Linked DNA regions of Mus musculus: regions 2 and 3 are each linked to region 1. Evidence: chromatin contacts called from ENCODE Hi-C or POLR2A ChIA-PET data. All regions are on one chromosome and are shown on one strand. The core of a region is the stretch at or near the end of the contact, and the rest is flanking DNA. Distances in the headings are between cores, read along the strand shown.

The links. Hi-C counts contacts between places; a loop is a spot of excess contacts on that map. ChIA-PET counts read pairs that join two places held with the same protein, here RNA polymerase II (POLR2A).
Region 2: POLR2A ChIA-PET joins it to region 1 with 15 read pairs in embryonic stem cell. The contact joins the enhancer-like site here to the promoter of Tead1 in region 1. A Hi-C loop is called at or near these places in 1 of 37 maps with a recorded cell type or tissue (heart). POLR2A ChIA-PET finds 5 or more read pairs at or near these places in 4 of 5 experiments (Patski and embryonic stem cell).
Region 3: POLR2A ChIA-PET joins it to region 1 with 38 read pairs in Patski. The contact joins the promoter of Parva here to the promoter of Tead1 in region 1. POLR2A ChIA-PET finds 5 or more read pairs at or near these places in 2 of 5 experiments (Patski and embryonic stem cell).

The regions. Positions count from the first base shown.
Region 1 is chr7:112,678,033-112,682,514 of GRCm38, forward strand. Tead1 (TEA domain family member 1) reads left to right here and starts at 1,324. Exons shown (of 13, transcript NM_009346.4): 1 at 1,324-1,694.
Region 2 is chr7:112,840,285-112,845,044 of GRCm38, forward strand. Tead1 (TEA domain family member 1) reads left to right here. Exons shown (of 13, transcript NM_009346.4): 4 at 1,756-1,818. Among named protein-coding and RNA genes, the nearest start is that of Rassf10, 110 kb to the right of the region's middle. Within about 2 kb of position 1,808, at least 1 of the 3 ENCODE cell types and tissues checked has a DNase peak (open chromatin) inside an H3K27ac peak, as active enhancers do; it is heart, where a contact is called at or near this core.
Region 3 is chr7:112,425,219-112,430,124 of GRCm38, forward strand. It overlaps Parva (parvin, alpha), which reads left to right and starts at 2,488. Exons shown (of 13, transcript NM_020606.5): 1 at 2,488-2,882. The coding sequence starts at 2,747.

The sequences.
Region 1 (4,482 bases), core at 74-2,573:
AAGAGACATACACCTGCCAGAGTTTTAAAGGGAAAAATCGTCGTGTATTTTCTAATACTCTGCTCGGGTGTGTGAAGTTCTTACTGTCAACCTGTCACATTACTGCATAGTAACTGGAAATAATACACATTTGTACCTGATTGCGGTGGACATCTACACAGGTGAGAAATTATAGAATGTATAGAATTAAAAAAATACACAGTGATGTGTACAAGTTGATCTGGAAAATCTGCTCGAAAATTAATACCCTGGCTGGGATATAATTTTGGTTGACAGGCGTGGGGAAGAGCTGAGTGAAGCGAACAAAGAATGTCTCTGTATTACTTTTTACAACGGCATGGGAGTCTTCAATTCTCTTGACGTATAATTTTAAAAATGCATTAGAGAAAGATATTTCTGCCTTTAAAACGCACTGGTAATCGTTGTTTCCGATCAAACGCGCTCAGTGAGTCCCATTGGCTTTCCTGAGTTATGCACACTCCAGGAATCCTCGGGCACAAAACAGGCGCCATTAGTTTGTTCTGAAGCCAGAGCTGAAAGAAGGAAGTCCCGGTGCGGGAAGGGCCGGCTCCTTTCTGGGAAACTACGGACTGCTACCGGCCCAAACTGCCAGCATGTCTGTCCCAGCCTCCGTTAACTTTACCGGAGTTTCTCAAGTACTGAGGCGCCGTCCACTCCAAAAAGAGTTCAAACCTTTTATGATTGATTCTCACTTTCTCCATAAAGGGACGGCACAAAGCTGCTTTTTGCAGCCAGGCAAGACTTTATTTATTTTATTTAACCGGGTGCAGGATTTCTGTAGACTCAACTCGCAGCACGAGTGAGCTTCACTTCTAGAAAGACAGGGCAGGAGGCGGGCGAGGACTCCGTGACGCTCCAACCCGGAGTTCGCAAAGCCCAGAATTTGCGCGAGCACCCCGAACTTGGGTAAAGCGAAACGGCTAGAGGAGGAGTGGCGGGCTGGGGAAGCCGCCCACTCCGGCCTCAGTTTCCTGAAGAGCAACCTCCCTTCCAGCCTGGGAGCGTCGTTGCCTGTGCAAACCAGGAGGGGGTAAACTGAGGCACAGCAGGCGGAGGGCGCACACCCGGCATTCCTAGTATCCGGCCGCCCCGCCTCGGACCGCACAAAGCCCTGAGCCCCCGCCATCGCGCGCGGCTCGCTCCCCCGTGGGCGCCAAGTCCCGCCCCACGCGTCCCGCCCCACACCATGACGTCACCGCGGCGGCAGGCCCCGCCCCATCCAGGACCCGGCGGCATGACGTCACCGAGGCCCCACCCCTCCGGAGCGAGTTCGGTCCTGGCGTTCATTTCATTCCTGTCCTCATTCCGCACATTCTTCGCATCGCTCGCGCCGCGCCGCGCCGCCCGAGCCGAGCCGAGCCTCCGCGGCCCCGCCGCCCGCCGCGGGCGCCCCCCAGCACTTCGCACACTCGCTTCCAGCTCGCGGGGAGTCCGCGCGCCGGGGCCCGGGCCCGGGGCGGCCGCGGCGGGGCGCAGGCCATGCGCTGACCCCCCAGCGCGCAGCGTCGCCGGAGCGCGGGCAGCTGCCCCGGCGCGCCCTGCCCGTCCCGGGAGCCGGCGAGGCCGGGTTGGGGCTGCCCGGCGCGGGAGTACCGCAGGGAGTACCGGCTGGAGTAACGCGGGGGCGGCGGCCCAGCGCCCCGAAGTTTGCCGCGCCCGCTCGGGCTGCCGTGGTAAGTTGCGCGCGGGGCGGACTCGGGGGCGCGGGCTGTCTAGGCGTCACCGCGATCGGCGCTTTGTGTGCGGCTCCAAGAGGGGAGCGGCCCCGCCGCCCTGCAAGTTGGGCCGCAACCCTGCGCGGCAACAGGCGGCCCCGCTCGCCTTTCTGCGCGCCCCTCTCTCCAGCGTCCCTCTCCCGCGCACCTCGCTCCTTGCCTGGGAAGCGCCGAGTTTGGCGCGATCGCGGGTGGGAGAGCGTTCGGCGCGCAGCTTAGAGCCTGCAGCCCGGTGACTCCCCCGGCGCCCGGCCCCTTCGGGGTCCGCGCCGATCCGGGCTCCTCCTCCCGGGAGATGAAAGAGGGCTCTCTCGCTCTTGCCGCCTCTCCAGAGCTGCCGCCGCCGCCGCCGCCGCTCCAGTGCACATTCAAGTGGAAAATTTTCAGGAGTCAGCAGAAACATTGTGTCCAAAAAAGACTGAGTCGCACTTACCACCAAACCCGGGAGTAGACTCTCCCTGGAAAACTTCCCCTCGGTAGGAAATACTGGGGGATTTGTTTGTTTATTGGAGGAGATACGATCCCCAGGAGGACCCCAAAAAAAATCTGGGGACACTTTTAGCCTTTGTTCGCGAAAGCACCACTTGTTTTCAAAGTCTAGAGGCCCGTTTGAAAGAAAGTTCAACTTCTAGGAGTTTCCTTTTTCTTTTTTAATGCATTTTTTAAAATAATCAAAGCTACATTTTAAGAAGTGGGGCTCACACTTCACTTATCTTCTTCCCGTGAAAATAAAAGCCAGACTAATTTTCCTCGGTCTTAATCGTCTTCCTTTTTAAAGATTTATTTTAAGTTGAATGGTGTCACCCGTATAAAAATATTTATGAAACAATGAAATACCAGCCACCAGCGTTTCTCAGGAGGCTTGTTAAGTTCTTAGAAGCTGTCTGTGATTTACAGAAATGCAAATTGATCTCAGCGCTGGAAACTTACAGACAGATATTCCAGGAATCGGTAGTGTAGAAAGGCCGGGGTTTTAAAATAGCGCCATTTGAAAGGAGCCGAGGTCCTTGGAACAAAAAGGTCTGTAAATACGATCATATTTCAAAATAGTGAATGGAAAATATTTCAATTCCTACAGATAATGCCAAGTAACAGAATCGCAGTCTCCTTTACGCCCTGTGGCCTGGATTCGTTGTTAGTTTAGGTGGTCTGGTGGCTTAGAGTGTGCCGAGTGCCTGCAGGTGGTTCCCCGGGTGGACAGATCCTTCCCGTTAGGGAGACTCGATCTACCCGGAGCCAAGGGGTAGCTTGTCTGTGCAAGCCTGAGCTCTTGGGTGGGGGCTAATCTGCCTTGAGACTGAGGCTGGGAATAGTCCTCAGGCTGTACAGACTGTGCCAGGGGCTTCCGCCTTTCAGCGGAGTCTGCGCTTTTCTGTGAATAGCAGGATCTTTGGGCCCAAGCGCATCTGAATGCTTATAAGGGCCAGACTTAGATCCAACTTTGGTAAGAATCTTTCCTCTTTAGAAGGAAACAGTAGACCCAGTTACAGCACGACTCCGGAAAGACAAATGCGTTTAGCTGAACCTTTGTCAACAGCAAGGTTTTAAATTGATGATTTTAAGGAGGAAAGGCGTATTTTTCTAATCTCAGTATTTCCATAAATGGTCATAAGATATTTTTGTGTACTATTTCTTTGAATGTGTAACTCTGTGTCGGACTCTTAGGTTTCAGGTTTTCAACAGAGTTTGCAATTGCTTTATTTGTTGTTTGTATAAAAAATGAGCTGATAAGCTGTCTCCATTACTGAGTCTTGTTCATGTCCTTAGTAAGCCATTTTATTTTCTGTTTAATGGCAAGTATTGTTTAAATTGAAGATTTAGGGAAATATTAGAATACTTTTTATTTTTTAAAAACAAGTTTGAAACAAAGCCAGAGAGACACTTTGCCTTTATAAAAGAGTTTAAAAAAAAAAAAAAGGGCGGGCGGAGAGAAGAAGGGGAAAAAGAATCATTGTGTGAGTTCCTTCTTCCTGGGGTTCTTTATAAATTCTAGGGAACATTTTGGGGTTATTGGAGGTTTTGTACAAGCAAAGGCCAGGACTGAGCAGGACATGTATATAGTTAGTGACCTTTAATTTGAAGCTGGCAGATAATGTAGCATAGACTGACACAGACTGCACTAACTGAATGAGTAACTCGCTTGTACTGTGGTACGTACAGTGTGTGCTTCCCTTACAGCCCTGTGAAATGGTGCAGGTGGGTCTGCAGGGGTCACCTGGTGGGGAGCTGGCTTCCTGCCCCTCCTGCTTTCTCTCCCTCTCTTTGCTGTATACAGCTGGGATTATATGTTCACATAGTTGCTTTGGATTCTGGCATCTTCTGATTTGGGAAGAAGACAGAAAACTAAGAAAAAGATTATTATTATTTTTTTAAGTTCACTAGTGCATAGACTTGATTTTAGTTGGTTCTGCCAATAGGCAGAAGCAAATGTAAGAAGATACATCTTTATGGAACTATCTGTGTCTAGACTGTGTTTGGTATCATACTGTCTGTGGAGGGAATGGAGACCCCAACCAAGAGACAGACCATTAGCAGCATCAGGCAGTTGTTGCGGGCTTTGGAAGTAGATAGATCTCCTCAGTCCCCAGTCCTTGGTTGTACAAGAAGAGCCTGGACATCTGTAGGATTACTTGCCTCTCTAATCTCATGTGTTATGGGTTAATTGTGAGTGTAATTAAACTGCTTGCAAATGGAAATTGTGATGGTGTCTTAATCACTCCCGAGGTCCATGCAGATAACTGTGTAT
Region 2 (4,760 bases), core at 558-3,057, 160 kb after region 1:
CCTCAGGATCTTTTGAGCCCTGGTGTTCAAGACCACTGGGGTAATATAGAGACCTCATGGCAGAATAATTAAAGGGAGTAAGGGGCTATAACTGAATCCTGAGTGTAGCCAATCCACCCGTGTCTCTTCAAGGTTCACTGCTATTAGGGTGCCCTGGTGGGGGTCGGGAGGAAGCTTCCTTTCTGGAGTGTGGAGCAGTAGACTGGGCTGTCCCTCAGAAATGCTGCCCATGCTGGCCCCTTGCTAAGTCAGCAGAAAGGGGTGGCCTCCTGCCAGCACAGAGGCAGGCAGGCACTGTCTGCTGGGGATGCACCCAGCCATGGCCCTCATCAAGGCAGAGAATCAGAAGCGACTCTGGGTGCAAATGAGTAACAGCGGGAGCCAGATGAAGGAGCGAAGAGGATGGGGGAGCCCTGCTTCCCTGGAAACGGGAAGAAAGGGAATTATCGAAACTCAAAAGACATTTGACTACCAAAAGATCTTTAATAATCTGGAGTCACTGGAGAGTTAGAAATGAGGTGACTGCCACAAAGCCCAAGTCACTGAACTTGTAATGGGAAGGTTCAGAGTCTCCCAATGCAGACACCGCGCTCTCCTTCCATCTCAAGTGCTGAACTGGCCTGTTGGCCAGCACGCTCTGCTCACTTGCCCAGTGACCCCTTCACGGGGGGATCTTCTAAATGTAATCAAGTCCCACTGAAATCGATGCGGTTTTGCTTGCCCAGTGGAATCACTGTGTTAGAGGCCTGTCTGGCAGTTTTTCCACACCCAGCATCACCCTCGGGGTGCCTGTTGGCCACAGTTGGCGACACCACTCTAGTGTTGTTCAGCAAAGCTGAGTGGTTTTTCAGACCAGATTTTTAACTGGCTGGCTGGTTGTATTCACACATCTCTTTTTGTAATAATATGCAGATCCACTTGGCTCCCAGGCGATTCCCAAAAGTGTGGAAGGATTAAAGACATTTTAAGGGGTTGGGGTGGGCGGGGAGGCTCTGCTAACTGGGTCCCATTTTTCTTTGAGATCTAATTTATGTGCCGGTATTATTTCAGCATTTGCCACAGAATCTAGAGTCCTCCAGGAGATCAGAATCCAGCTCACAGCCTCAGCTTTGATTCTGTAGAGCATGCTAATTTATGGACAGTCCTCTCTAAATTGAGGAAGGGGAATTTTCTTTCTCTCCCGATACTGAGATGCTGTAAATATTTTAATTTATCTCTACCCCCGCCTTTTTAAAAATTTCATAAAGAAAGCATCCCTCCTCTCTCTTCTTATGGCTCTCCAAATAAGGTTTTTCCCAGCACCCACCTCTCATCTCTCTGGGTGGGAACATGGAGACGAGCCTGCCTAAAGTTCTGAATCAAGTCACTGCCACGAGGACCCTGTCCATAGAGCTTTAGAGAGGTGCTGGGGGCTTGGTGTCTGGCTGGGACTGTATGTTCCTAACTGCAGAGCTTCGTTGAGATGCAAATAACCTCCCCTACCCCACCCCTCCCAAGGAATAGCGATTTTATATTTGATTTCCTTTTTTTGTTTTTGTTTTTGTTTTTTTTTGTTTTCTTTTTTTCTCGTTTTGTTTCCCCCGCATAAACCCGAAAAATGTAGGTGTCTAGTCATATACAGGTCTTAGCAAGAAAGAAAGTTCGAGAAATTCAAGCCGCCATTAAGGTACGTCTGGCTTGCCCAGTTGTAGGGGGCTTTTCATCTCCATGGTTACAGGCTTTTCCTTTGTTTTCCTCCCTTCCCCTACCCTGCAGGTGTCTAGTCACATTCAGGTTCTTGCCAGAAGGAAATCTCGTGATTTTCATTCCAAGCTGAAGGTATGCGCTTTTCTGCTTTTTGGCTCGTGGTTGCTATGCACCTCACTTCCTGTTTTCCATGGTGACTGGTGAATGCCTGGCGCTGGGATTCTTGTAACCTAGCTTCCTAGCATGTGAGGGCTGTTTACATTTCTTTGTGTCTAATCTCTCTGTTTTTGTACGGGCCTCACGTTAAACTCTGTGTGTGCGCGAGTGTGTGCAAGTTTCCCAGTAACAACGCAATCGCAGTCGCAGCAGAGAGCTGATCTCAATAACTTCAGCACAGAAATGCAATTAAAAGAAGAAAAGAAAAAGAAAAAGAAAAAAAAAATCTTCTAATAACTGTCCTGTAGCAATTTGAGAATCAGCTAATGGATAGTCTAGTATAACCTTAAAAATAAAATAAAATAAAAATAACTGAAAAGGATGAAATTGTCTCCAGTTGTTGTGAAATGACTTTTATAATACATTTAGCACTGATTCTAATTTATGGTTTTGGATTTTTAAAAAAAAAAATTAATGTATCTTTTTTTTTTTTAAAAAGGGCTGGAGAGATGGCCCAGAGAACCCTGGTTTAATTCTCAGAATCCTTATAGCACCTCACAATTGTCTATAACTTGAGTTCCAGGGGATCCAATGCCATTTTCTGGCCTCTGCCAGCAAAACACACATATACATAAGATAAATAATAGTAATTTGAGAAAATACATTTTTATATGTATCTCCTTCAACACAAATTGTCTTCCACATTGTCTGATATGCTGTTTTTTTAGTGGGTCTCCTTAGTAGAGAAAGCTAAACCAGACACTGTGGCTTATACCTGTGATCCCCGTAGAAAAGAGGCAGGGAGGGGCTGGTGAGATGGCTCAGTGGGTAAGGGCACCCGACTGCTCTTCCGAAGGTCTGAAGTTCAAATCCCAGCAACCACATGGTGGCTCACAACCACCCGTAATGAGATCTGGTGCCCTCTTCTGGTGTATCTGAAGACAACTACAGTGTACTTACATATAATAAATAAATAAATCTTAAAAAAAAAAAAAAAAAAAAAAAAAAAAGAAAAGAGGCAGGGAGCATGGCTACAAATTTATAATGAGATACCATCTCAAAAATACAGAAGAGAGCGCTGGCATGGTGGTGCATGCCTTTAATCCCAGCACTCAAGAGGCAGAGGCAGGTGGATATCTATGAGTTCCAGGCCAGCTTGGTTCACAGAGCCAGTCTAGGACAGCCAGGGCTCTGTTACACAGAGAAACCTTATCTCAAAAAACAAAATAAACACAGAAAAGAGAGAAATAAAGAAATCTGCAGATATGGCCACAGGCAAAAACAAAACAATAAGACAAAACCTAACGATGGTCTTGAAGATAAGATAATCAAGCCTGCTTCATGTTGAGCTTTTTTTTTTTTTTAAATATGGGGCACCATTTATAACCAAGAACCATCCACAGTAAGAAATAACTAAATACAAATTTAAAAATTAAGGCACTGATCATTTTAAATTCCGAGTTGCTTTTCCTGCTCCAGTTTAGTGTGCCTGGCATTTACTTCTCTGAAATGGGGTAATTCAGAGCCCCTTGGGAAGGTCTTTATTTACTATTTATTCATAGTAAAACTTAGTTTATGATCCTATTGTTGTTATTCTCTTGCATCCTTCCCCCACCCACTTACTACATTTGTGGTTTTGTTCCACAACAAAACAGTGCCTGTTCTTGGTGCTGAATGCTGATACCCCTCCCCCACAACCCTTCAACATTAAAAATACAAACCAGGATGCCTGACATCGTATGACTAGGTAGGAAGGAGCATAGGCTATGCGCGCTGCAGTGGACAGCATGCTTGCTCGCTGGCTCGCATGTGTGGCTGATGGTGGCTGGCTTTGAGCTGCACTGGCTGAGCAGTTGGAAGGCTAAAGGAACTTTCTAGATCTTGCTTTTTAACCAGAGGTGCTGTACTCTCTACATGTATGTAACGACCCCGGGGCTTGCTCAAGTTCTCACTCTGATTCTAGTTCTCTAGGCTAATGAATTAACAATGTACAAAGAAGTCTACAGATACCAATTTTGTATTTCCATCTCTGATGTTACAAACTATCTCTCCACTGTGTGTGTGTTCTCCATAGGCATATGGGGTGGGAGTGATGGTGGGGGTGGGGCTGGGGTTGGGACCTGAATGGAAACCTCAGATGGTAATTTAAAAAAAAAAACAAAAACAAAAAAAAAAAAACCAAAAAAACTGTGTGGCTGGGCAGTGGTGGCACACACCTTTAACCCCAGCACTTGGGAGGCAGAGGCAGGCGGAATTCTGAGTTCGAGGTCAGCCTGGTCTACAGAGTGAGTTCCAGGACAGCCAAGGTTATACAAAGAAACCCTGTCTCCAAAACAAAACAAAAACAAAAACAAAACAAAAAACCCAAAAAACTGTGTGACTCAGAAGAGATCCTATTGAGGTATGAGGAATCACTTGGCGGTTTTCAACTTTAAATAAATGTCACGGTATTATACATAACACCCATATTCAGACAGATAATGTTGTTTATATAGTTTGTTCTTAAACAATGAAGAAGACTCTTTCTCTCTACTTTCAACCCACTCTTGGAGCAGGCCCAGGGAGCAGGTGTCAGGCAAAGACTGTTGGATGGCAGTGGGCTCCACATTTGAGCCTCAGCAGCACTTTCAGTCGCTCCTTTAATTCTTTTCTTCCAAGTCTCTTGGAGACATGGAGTCCTCTGTGGTCTTTCTTTCCATTAGAACTTCCAAATGTTCCAGGCATGGCACTTATCAGTGGGCTCTTGATAGCCACCCCCCCCACCCCCGTCTCAGGGCTAGGTATATAAACGGGACTCTGAGATATAGGACACTGTTGGCTGTTAGCAGAAAGAGCCACAATGTGATGTGAAAGGAGCCCCATGACCATGCCTGGAGAATGTGTTTCAGAGTCTGGGGTTTCAAGGACAGATGTTGTGT
Region 3 (4,906 bases), core at 1,238-3,737, 250 kb before region 1:
GTGCGTGTGTGCCTGTGCCTCTGTGTGTGTGTGTGTGTGTGTGTGTGTGTGTGTGTGTGTGTGTGTAAATCATTCCAGGTTAGTAGACACAACATCTCTTCTTTTTTAAAAGAATATTTATTCATTTATTTCATTTTTTAATGTATATGAGTACACTGTAGTTGTCTTCAGAAAAGGGCATGGGATCCCATTATAGATGGTTATGAGCCACCATGTGGTTGCTGGGAATTGAACTCAGGAACTCTGGAAGAGCAGTCAGTGCTCTTAACCACTGAGCCACCCCTTCAGCCCTACAAGATCTCTTCTGTTTGGTAAGAGGCACCAGGAAAATTGCTGTGTTTTGAAAAGGTGAAATGGCAACTCTTGAGCAGACATAAGTGAACTCATGCTCTGAGTGGGACCCATGGGTCATCATGTTGGTTAGACTTTGCTTGTCACATATGGGTTAGACCACACAGTGGTAGACAGTTCCCAGAAGGCTGTAGGAGCAGTAACTCCTCAAATGGAAGCACAGCAGACCTAGCAGGAACTTCATGTGGGAATGGAAAGGGATACAAGATTTCATGAGTTCTCCATGTCGAGACCATCATGTGGTCTTGTTTTGAGACAGTCTCACTAGGTATATAGCTGACTATGACATTAAACCCCTTCTGTCTTCACTTCCAAGTGCTGGCATTATGGATGTGTCAAAGCACCTCTGACCCACATGGCCTCTTGAGAAAATGTCTTTATTCATTTCTGGATGCCTGGAGTGTCACACGTGACACATAACACACACACACACCAGATACTGCCCTATATCCCCATGTCCCTCCTAGTGTATTTTATGTTGCTTAGTTTTGGTCTACCAGGCACAAGCTAGAGACATCTGAGAAGAAGAGACCACAATTGAGAAATGCCCCCTATCAGCTTGGCCTATTGGCAAGTCCGAGAGGCATCTTCTTGATTAATGATTGCTATGGAAGGGCCCAGCTCACTATGCATGGTGCCACCCCTGGGCAGGTGGTCCTGTGTTGTATAATAAAGCAAACTGAGGAATCCAGGAGAGGCAAGGCAGTAAGCAGTATTTCTCCATGGTCTCTGCTTCCGATTTCTGCCTCCAGACTCCTGCCTTGACTTCCCTCCGTGATGGACTGCTACCTTACAGGTAAAATAAACCCTCTCCTCTCTAGGTTGCTTCCGGTTCTGGGATTTATCAGAACAATAGGAAGGAAGTTAAGACACACATTCTCATCACCAACATGCATGTCACTCATCAACACGTGCCTCTGGCTGAGAACAGACACTGCTGCCTAGCTGGGCACTAGATCACAACCTAGTGCCCAACTGCTGGACCGATTTCTCCAGCTCAGTTCAAAATCTTGCTCCCTCTGAGTCAGAGGTTCAGTCAGATTCCATCAGTGTGTGTAGTGTACATGTGGAAAGCCCTCCTCAGAGCAAGACAGCCACCATCTTCATCTAAGCAGATGTGAGAACTTGCGACCTCCCTTCCCACTCGACTCCTGACCTAGAGACCGACCCTGTTTATTGATGTTCCCTTATAGAAGGATGGAGCAGGGACAGTCACTGAATTTTCATCTCAATTCTGGCCACTCCCTCTTGTAACCCTACTAGGTCATTCTGTCCTAATTCCACGTGGTCACTGGAGGTGTTAGAGTAGTAGTCTGTTGAAGATTAGCTGAAGGGGATTCCATTTAGACAGTTAGGGGAAGTCATCCGCCCTGGGGTAGAAATTTGCAGTAGTGCAGCTGCTTTGGGGCCCGCCCACATTCCTGTAGGTGACTCCTTCCCCAGGCTCTGTAAGTCTGATAAACTCATTGGATCCCAAGCTTGATTTCAGGGAAAAGGTAATTTGGTGGTGGTGCTCTGGGAAGGAGACATAGATATTTGTTTATGCCCCATCACGGAAAGAGCTGTGGAAACAGTTATGTAACTCTTCCCGCTGGTGTATGACCAAGGTATCCTGAAAGAATGGGAAAGAGATGGTCAAGCCACAACTTAGGACGAAGAAGCACAGTAAAAGTACGCAGGACTCCTAAACATCTCCAGCATGAATCTTTAAAACTGCCTGGTGTGACTCCAGCGTCAGGTCAAGAGAGTCTGGAACTAATTCTATTGCTCTTGGCTAGATAGATGAGCGTCTGCCGTCGTGGACTTCCAGCTTTGTTTGAGTGTGGACAGGAGAAGGTGGAAGTCCGCAGATTCATGCAGAAGTTGAACGGGAAGTCTGTTGGGACCAGAGCCCATTTTAGATCCTTGACTTCTTTGTGAGACAAAAGTACTAACAGTATAGGAACCCATCCATGCAGGAGGTAGAGCAAGAGACCGCAGCAGCTGGGAAATAGGGTCACAGGGCTGATTCCCTGCGGATTCTGACGCGTGTGTGTGTGTGTGTGTGTGTGTGTGTGTGTGTGTGTGTGTGTATGCAAAGCAGAGAAGTGAAGGCTTCCAAGCTCCAGATAAGACCTCACGTCCCCCTAGCATGCACTTGCCCCTGCGTCTATAGCCCCCAGCAAGCGGCAAGCCAGGGCATCCTCGTAGCCAGGGCAGCCCTGGGCACGGGGGCCCCAGGCGCAGCAGCTCCTCGCAGGGCGGAGGGCGGCGCGAGGGAGGGAGCGAGGGACGGGAAAGGCGAGCGAGCTGCCTCAAATGCCTGGAATAATTCCGCTTCCGTTTGGAAAGCCGCAGCCTCAGTCCCGCCGCCGCCCGCCGCGGCCGCCCAGCTCCAGCTCCGCGTCCAGCCGCCATGGCCACATCCCCACAGAAGTCGCCCTTGGTCCCCAAATCACCCACTCCCAAGTCGCCTCCGTCCCGCAAGAAGGATGACTCGTTCTTGGGGAAACTCGGAGGGACGCTGGCCCGGAGGAAGAAAGCCAAAGAAGGTAGGAACAGCCGAGGCCGTGGGCGCTGCAGGGATCGGGAGCCTGGAAGTGGGAGACCCCCCTGGCAGTGCCTGGGCGCGCCTCTCAGTGTCCCCATGTCGCCTCCAAAGCCCTAACCGGGTCGGTGTCATCTCTGGTCCACAGGCGGAGCCCAGGCTTTGGGTGGCTGTTGTCCCAGAGCCCAGGCCCAGCCGGTCCCCTGTGCTCTCCCCTAGGCCGCTGTCCCCGCCCTCTGCGCGCCCGAGGACTGGCATTTGCCAAGTTTCTGCTGGAAAGTTTTCTCGGGCGCCGTCATTCCCCGCTCTCAGCCTTCATTGGTCTGTTGCGCCGTCGTTTCCTGGGCGCCTTCAGGTCTTTTGCTGCAGCTGCAATGGCCTCCTTGGATCTCTCGCGGGCTCCCTGGACTTGTGTGGACTTTGATGATCTGTATAAAATGTTAGTTGACTGACTGAGAGAAGAACGTGCCGAAGTTGGGGGGGGGGGGATTGAGGAATGGTGAGATAAACTCACTACACCTAAGGACTGTGACCCTGCTGTGAACCTGGACATTCCATTCCAAGTTTTATTTAAAGAAAAAGAAAAGATTTCTTTTTCCCACCACAGTGAATTGCAGCAATCTCATTTTTTGTTTCCAGAATAGTTTCTGTGGAAAGTACTTTTTCCCCCGTAGGCAGAATTTACAACTCACATTTGGGCGTAGGAAATGCAGTGATGATTCTAAAAATCAATGTGGCGATAGGTGTGTGAATAAAAAGGGGTTTAAAATGTTTTCCTCTTTGGCATGGCTGGGATTGGATTTAGAGGGCCTTAGGTCTACTGCGTGAGCACCGCGGTCTTATTCTTTCTCTTTTGAGACTCTTTAGCCTTGTGCTTAGTCTTGTGTAGCCCAGGCAGAACTTTGTGGTCCTCCTGCCTCGGCTTCCAAAGTATTTGGGATTACAGGCCTGCCCAGCTTGGTGTTAATTGATTGTTCTTTTCTGTGGTACTGGGGGTTGATCTTAGGGACTCTGATGTTAAGCAAGTGTTTTACCGACACGGTGTTTCTAGCCCAAGTCTCCAGATCATTTCAGGAGTTTACTTTAGTAGGTCTGAGGTGATGAACTAGGAAATGTCTCATGTTCTTAGTCTCCTGAAGTATGGAAAGCACTTTGGTGTTTAATTAGCAAACTCAGTGCATGAGCTAAGTGTCTGTTGTCTAGATTGTGGCATGAATCTAAAAATCACCTCACCCCCAAGTGGTTGTTGTACCTAGTCCCCCCTTATTTCTAACAGAATGACTCCAGGATGCTCATCGAATGGCCAATACTATGAGCTCTTCTGAGCCTGATATAGTGTGCTTTTCCCTGGACATGTATATGGTAAAGTTTAACCTGTATGTTAGGCACAGTAAGAGGTTAACATGGCTGAGATGGCTAAGTGGGTAAAGGCACGTGCCACTCCAGACTGGGGATTTAGATCCTATGTAAGGTAGAAGAAAAGAGCTGACTCCACAAAGTTGACCTCTGACCTGTGCCAGAATACCCACATACATGCATCATGCACACACAATAATGGTAATAATAACAACAGATAGTACTTAGTATTACAGGCATTGCAGTGCTGAGACAGTCAGGCTGATACTTGAGCCAATAACAAAGATGGCTACTAAGTTACCAAGGCTGCGTATACAATGTGTATCCATAGGATTCCTATCCCAGGAATGAAGGAAGGTTTGGAGTGAAGCAAAATCTCATCATGCTAATCAGAATGGTGTGCAACTTAGGAATTATTTCTGAAATTTTTTTCATTCAGTATTTTGCAACCACAGTTGGCCATAGGTCTCTGATACCACAGACGCAAAAATAGTGGGCAGGTGTGCTGGTAAACCATTAATTGTTGTAGTGTGGGCAAATGATCATGAGATCCTAGCTTGGAAGTCCTTTTTCTAGCTTGTGTTTCTGGTATGGGCTCATCCATCTGACAGATGGCAGTTTAGAATTACTGAAGCTCATAACTGGCCTGCAGTGCCCATCCCACTGCTAGCA